Linked DNA regions of Homo sapiens: region 2 is linked to region 1. A link is a contact called in ENCODE Hi-C data. All regions are on one chromosome and are shown on one strand. The core of a region is the stretch at or near the end of the contact, and the rest is flanking DNA. Distances in the headings are between cores, read along the strand shown.

Region 1 (3,613 bases), core at 1,091-3,590:
GACATTTTGTAAAGAAAAAATAGGAAGGTCATGAAATCCTATCTCCCTGGTGTATAATAATTTGCCAATTTTCGCTACATTAGAAGTTGGTAATAGGCCTCTGATATGTTGTTGAATTATTTTTTTCCAAATTAGCTGATGTTGGGAGGGAGATATTTTTAACATTGAAAAATAGTCTTCCATAAAAAAACTCATGTGTGAAATGTAACATTGCATTCTTTCTACTGGGAGAGATAATAAATCTAGATGCTCCCCCTCCCCATTCCTTCACAGTATAAATTTTTCTCTGTTGATTTTCTGGTTCTCTTTTTGAAGTGTTAATTAGTCAAACACGAATAGTACTTATATGATTTCTCCATGCTATAGTTGATCTGGATATAATGGGTTTTCAGAAAATAGTTTTTTAAAATTCCTTAAAATACAGTAGTTTCCCCTTGTCCATGTGGGATGTCATGCAAGACTCTTTATGGATGCTTGAAACCTCAGATAATACTGAATCTTGTATATACTATGAACAAGTTTCTCTCTCCTTTACAATTTCAGAAGCTGGTACTACATTTCTTTTTTGAGATGGAGTCTCGTTCTGTTGCCCAGGCTGGAGTGCAATGGTGCGATCTCGGCTCACTGCAACCTCCACTTCCTGGGTTCAAGCGATTCTCATGCCTCAGCCTCTGGAGTAGCTGAGATTACAGGCGTATGCCACCATGCCCAGCTAATTTTTGTATTTTTAGCAGTGATGAGTTTTTGCCATCTCTGGCCAGGCTGGTCTCAAACTCCTGACCTCAAGTGATCTGCCCGCACTGGCCTCCCAAAGTGCTGGGATTACAGGCGTGAGCCACCGTGCCCGGCTAGTACTGTTTCTTGTACAGTGTGCAGAAGGATGACACAATTAAACCTCTTTTCTAATAAGTTACCCAGTCTCAGATATTTCTTTTTAGCAATGCAAAAATGGACTAAAACAAGGACTTTCACCTTTTCACTTAAAGGAAGCACTTTACAGCTTCTTTTGGCAAATCCAAACTCACTAGCCTTGAATTTTGGGACCACTGTTAAGTAAAAAAGGGTTACTTTAACACAAGCACTGCGATGATACTGCCGACAGTTGATCTGACAGTCAAAGCAGTCACTAAGTGACTAACAGACAGGCAGTATATAGAGCATGGGTACTCTGGACAAAGGGATGATTCTGGTTCTGGGTGGGCTGGAGAGGGACAGTGTAATATTTCATCACACTATTCAAAGATGTCCAATTTAAAACTTAAAGTTAATTATTTCTGTAATTTTCCATTTACTATTTTTAAACTGTGGTTGACCACAAGCAGCTGAAACCATGGAAAGTAAAACCACAGATAAGGGGCAGGGGGAACTACTGTAGTGTAATAAGAAATATATTTGTCGGGGGATGGGGGAGGGATAGCATTAGGAGATATACCTAATGTTAAATGACGAGTTAATGGGTGCAGCACACCAACACGGTACATGTATACATATGTAACTAACCTGCATGTTGTGCACATGTACCCTAAAACTTAAAGTGTAATAAAAAAAAGAAAAAAAAAAGAAGAAATATATTTGTTCTTTGTCCCAGTGCCTAGCACAGAGCTCCTAAAACTCTTGAAATTTCCCTGATCAGAGAGTCTTCTTTTATGCATAAAGAGCTCCTTTCCACAGCAGAATGTATGCTAATTAGTTGACTTTGGATGGGATCCCTACATAGCCTCAGGTTGGGGCTGGTTACCAGAAAGACCAAGTGATTAGAGGGTGGAAACTTTCAGCCCCACCCTTGACTTTTAGGGAGGGAAGAAGGGCTGGAGACTGAGCTCTATAAAAACTCTTGAATAACAGGAATCAATGAGCTTTAGAATTAGTGAACTTGTCCACCCATGGAGGATGGAGATGGAAGCGCCTCTGCTTGGAAACCCTTCTGAACCTCACGTTATGTATCTTTTTATATGGACGTTCATTTGTGTCCTTTATAATAAACCAGTAAACATAAGAGAAGCATCTTCTTGAGTTCTGTGAGGCATTCGAGCAAATTACCAAACCTTAGGAAGGGATCAGGAGAATCCTGAATTTATAGCCAGTTGGTCAGAAGTACCGGAGGCCCAGGATTTATGACAGACACCTGAAGTGGGGGTAGTCCTGTGGGACCAAGCCTTTAAGCTGTGGGATCTGAGCTAACTCTGGGTGTCAGAATTGAACTGAGTTGTTATACACCCAGCTGGTGTCCAGAGAATCAGAGAATTGGTTGTTGGAGTTGGAAAATCCCTCAGACTTCCCAAGTTTCCCTTTGCATATTTTTAACCTATTAGTCATACTTATGGAAAGAGCAGTAGCTTCATTGATGAAACAAACATTGCTAACCAGTATTACTGCTTCACTATGTGCCTTCAGACAATTAATTTGGGCTTAGTGAACGGTATTTAGAGACTCATGAGAACGAGGCAATAGCCAAGATACACTTGGAAAACAGTAAATCTTGAAATCGAAATGATGAACTAGTCCTATCATCACCTTGAATTGATAAATGAGAATAACATTCCTTTAAGGTTATTCACTCTAGTGTCATGTTAAGTAGTTCTCTCACTGACTTTGGTTTAGATACTTTCTGAATATGCCATTCTCTTTACCCATTTTCATAGTCAAACACTGAGTTAAAATATTTAGGCTTTCCTTCTAAATCATTTTCTCCATTGTCTAACTTTTTACTGCTGGTGTTTATTTTTTATTTTTGAGTTATTTCTAGCATTTCAGGATCCTAGTGGCCTTCCTGTCTGTGCAAGTCACAATACACGGCCAGCACTGGGCGTGCCCAGTGAGGTAAGACAATAAGAAACTGTCCATGGCATGGCCTTTAAAAAAAACTGTAATACTGTGTTGGAATCATTCCAAACATCACAATTGCGGTTTGTCACATCTTATAGATCTGAACCAAAATTATTCTTTTTTAAAAGATGTCATCACACATTTATTGGGGAGGTAAGGCAATAAATGGATCATTTAACACGAATATAATTTTGCACAGAACACTTGTCTGTGAAGGAACAGGAAACAATGTGTTTGTTGAAAAAAATCTACTTTGGGTCAAGCATTACTAATTAATATTGATTGCTTTTTTACTCTGCATATGAATCCTCATCATTGGTATTACAGGTCCATAATCCCTTATATGAAATCCTTCCGGCTAAATATGTGTCAGGATTCCGAAATCTTTGGGTTTTAGGCCTGGGGTGTCTTTCTTCGGTAAACAACATTAATCCTTCCTCAGTGAAATGTATGCATATCTATATAGGATAGAATAAGTAAAGGCTGTAAGTAGCCCCACATCAGTGCTAGTCAGGTTTTCACATAATGGATTCGGGTCACATCAGGTTTTTCTGCAAAGTAAGAAAAAAATGGTTTCTAGTGGTTTAGGGGTTTCAGAATTGTGAATAAGGGATAGTGAGCCTGTACTACCCTAGTTTTATGAAGGGAAACTTGGCATCTAGAACGGTTACTACAAGTTAAAAATACAGAATTTAAACCTAGACTTGTCTTGATCCAACGATTGTTGTTGCTCTATTGAACCTAAATTAAGGATTATGAAGTTGTGTTCCTTCTGTAAGAGTAATTA
Region 2 (3,228 bases), core at 636-3,135, 64 kb before region 1:
TTCTTGTCTCTGTCCTTTTAACAATGGGAATTTATAACTTGTACAAGGTGAAATTTCCTAGTTTATGAAAAACAAGGTGTCATAGAAAAGTATGTGTATGAGAAATCTGTGCACTTAGCCACATTCGATCAGCAAATCTTGACTGTACACCTACAATGTGCACTCTTCAGCACTGGGTGCTGTAGTGGAGAAGGTAGAGAGAGCTGCTGATCTCAGAACTTTTGGCTATAGGTGAATGTTACCATATTTCCCCATGCCCTGTGTATTCCAATCACAAATACAGACTCTGTTTCTCAGAGGCTACAGATAGACATTGGTTTCTGACAGCTTATTAGTGTTTTCTTCCGCATTGTTAAACCTAATTGTTATTCTTTGGTTGATTACCTGTAAGACCAAGAGCAAGGATATGTTGCATCTGAAAGCAAAAACAAATTAACCTGAAAGCTAAATGTGGTAAAAACAATTTTTATTGAAGCTTTTCCAATGACTTGGTCTTATGGGCAAAACACAAGCCACACATCTTTGGACTAGTTGTATCACCTCCTGAGTTGTGGCCCTTGGAGACAGTGTTTGTTACTAGTCCACTGTACACACACATTTTCCATTGCTACCACACTTTCCTACCTCCGAGAGCAAATGTGTATCACAGAGGACCAATGGAAGAGCTTCTGAGATTTCACAGTCTGTCCATATAAAATGGCCAATATAGGCTTGTTCAACTATTGCTGTATGAGAAAATTGGCAAATATTTGACTAATTGGATAAAGGAGTGTAGGAAATTTGGATCATTTCAAGTTCTATGTATCATAATCTGAATGTTCTAGAATGATTGTTTACATTTGATTAAATGAACAAAACGGTTTCAACATATCCTTTCTTCTCAGTGTTAACATAAATCTTACCTTGAAAGTATTTGCAGTATTTATTTAAATGCTGAAGAAAGCTCTTTGTGTAACATGAGGAATAAGCCTAAGATAGTATAGTATTCTCCATTTTTCTATTAGTTTTTAATTTTATGTAAAAATATTTACCAATCTTCGGCACCAAAACTTTATATATATGAAAAATGTACCATGACATACTATTGGAAATGAAAACATTTGAGCCATCACATCTCAACAGACATTTTCAGAGTGAAAATCTATGCCAGAGCAAGCACAGCAGCATTCCCAAATAAAGTCCTTTGTGGCCAGTACGTTTAATACATAAAGCTCCCCAAATGATTGCTTTGTGAGGGGAATAAGAAACACACATGGTACAGACAGGTCCTTGCTGTATATTTTAGCTATAACTGATAGTGCATATGAGTCAATGATTACAGCTATGTATTATTTTATATGTCTCCTGTAATTTTGCCATATATTTAATTATTGCTTTAAATGAAGCAACTCAAATGCCTTTCTCTGTTTTGCAAAGAAAGGGCCTAAAGCTAGATCATAGAATTGTAATCCAGAGAGAATTGTAGTGCATCAAGCCTGGATAAATAGGCATTGTTTAGAAATTGAGCTCCAGCATTACACACAAAAATCATAAATAACTTAGGAATCATAAATAATCATAAATAATCTTAGAAATCACAAATAATCTTATAAATAATCAGAAATTATAAATAATTTTAGGAATATACTGTATATATGAGACTCCAAAACCAGTACTGCAAATCTGTTAAGTTGTAATTTTCCACTTTCTAAGCTATACAGTGGCTTCAGGAAAATGTAGTCCACCATCTTCGCTTTCATTTTCCTTTTAGATATGAGTAAGTGTGACAAATACATTTATGTTTCATTTCATTTTAATGATGTGATCTTCAAAACCACAGATTCACCCAAAGAGGAAATGACTATACTACTAATTCTAGCTGTTTTCATAGACAGTTCTGGAAATAGGAGTCACTGATGGGCAAGTCAGAGTCTGTATTTAAGCCACAGGCATGCTTTGTTTAACCATCACAATATTTTAGAAATTGAGAAATTTCATGAAACAGTCCTAATTCTTGACTTCTCTTGAAAATCAGAAAAACGTATCAACACGATCCACATTCCTATATGGCGACAAGCCGCTGGATGCAATGCATATCTGCCACAACCTTCACCATTTCTTTTGCCTTAAATCCAGCACCCTTTACTGATCCAAATTACCTGTAGATGTCTGAATCTGAGACTCCTGCAGTAGAGAACATTTTCTGGCTTGACCCATTTTTCCATGACTCTGTCTCTAACACTATTAGAACTTGGTAAGTAAATGTTTCACCACACATTTAATTGATATTTGCCATTTTCTTATTGATTAATTTTATATTGACTACCTAGAATCATGCAGCATGTGATATTGAAGAGAAGTCTAACATCTATAAGACTAAAATCTCCTTTTACCAATGAGAAACACTGAAACAGGGCTAGAAGTTGAGGCAGTATGTTGCTGGAGCCTAAAATATTCACACCAGCGCTGTCTGCATGCCTGTGGTTCAGTCCACTGCACAACGTGACCTATGTAAACTGTTCCTTGAACAAAATTGTGATATGGAATTTCTTTGGAATCTTAAATTGTGGAAACCAACCCCCTTCTGAGCCCATTCAATGCCAAGAATTTTAATTAAAATATAATAATAGTAATAATAAATTATAATTGTCAAAATTCCTTAGTAGTCTATTTCAATGAAGACGGAAATTTTATTTTTAGGCTTTTATTTTTATTTTTATGTTTTTGAGAGGGAGTCTCGCTCTGTCACCCAGGCTGGAGTGCAGTGGTGATCCCAGGTTCAAGCGATTCTCCTGCCTCAGCCACCCAAGTAGCTGGGACTACAGTCACACACTACCAGACCCAGCTAACTTTTTGTATTTTTGGTAGAGACGGGGTTTCACCATGTTGCCCAGGCTGATCTCAAACTCCTGACCTCAGGAGATCTGCCCGCCTTGGCCTCCCAAAGTGCTGGGATTACAGGCTTGAGCCACAGTGCTCTGCCTTGGTTTTTTTTTTTTTTAACAAAAGTGTGTATAGTGCAAAAAGTCATTTATCTGAAGGTAGCAAGCCTCTCTATATTTTTTTCTATATAGATATATATATATATAGAGAGAGAGAGAGAGAGAGATGTGTATATATATATACAAGATGTGAAAAAAATGCCTGATTTTCTTACCCCTATCTTCCCTAATGTTCTCACTTTCTATATTTTTAAAAGTTTAAAATGATAACGTGGAGGAGTGCTGAAAGATAATTGTTTAAATTTGT

What was found. A loop is a pair of places that touch in the nucleus more often than their neighbours do. Pooled maps may share reads with other maps.
Region 2: a map with no recorded cell type shows a loop between it and region 1 (4-fold over the local background). The contact joins two enhancer-like sites. A Hi-C loop is called at or near these places in 2 of 168 maps with a recorded cell type or tissue (lower leg skin and mammary epithelial cell), 1 of 37 single-sample maps with no recorded cell type and 1 of 50 pooled maps.

What each region holds. Positions count from the first base shown.
Region 1 is chr4:176,838,003-176,841,615 of GRCh38, reverse strand. No RefSeq gene overlaps it. Among named protein-coding and RNA genes, the nearest start is that of LINC02509, 36 kb to the left of the region's middle. Within about 2 kb of position 2,340, at least 3 of the 41 ENCODE cell types and tissues checked have a DNase peak (open chromatin) inside an H3K27ac peak, as active enhancers do; they include mammary epithelial cell, where a contact is called at or near this core.
Region 2 is chr4:176,901,753-176,904,980 of GRCh38, reverse strand. No RefSeq gene overlaps it. Among named protein-coding and RNA genes, the nearest start is that of LINC02509, 28 kb to the right of the region's middle. Within about 2 kb of position 1,885, at least 4 of the 41 ENCODE cell types and tissues checked have a DNase peak (open chromatin) inside an H3K27ac peak, as active enhancers do; they include mammary epithelial cell, where a contact is called at or near this core.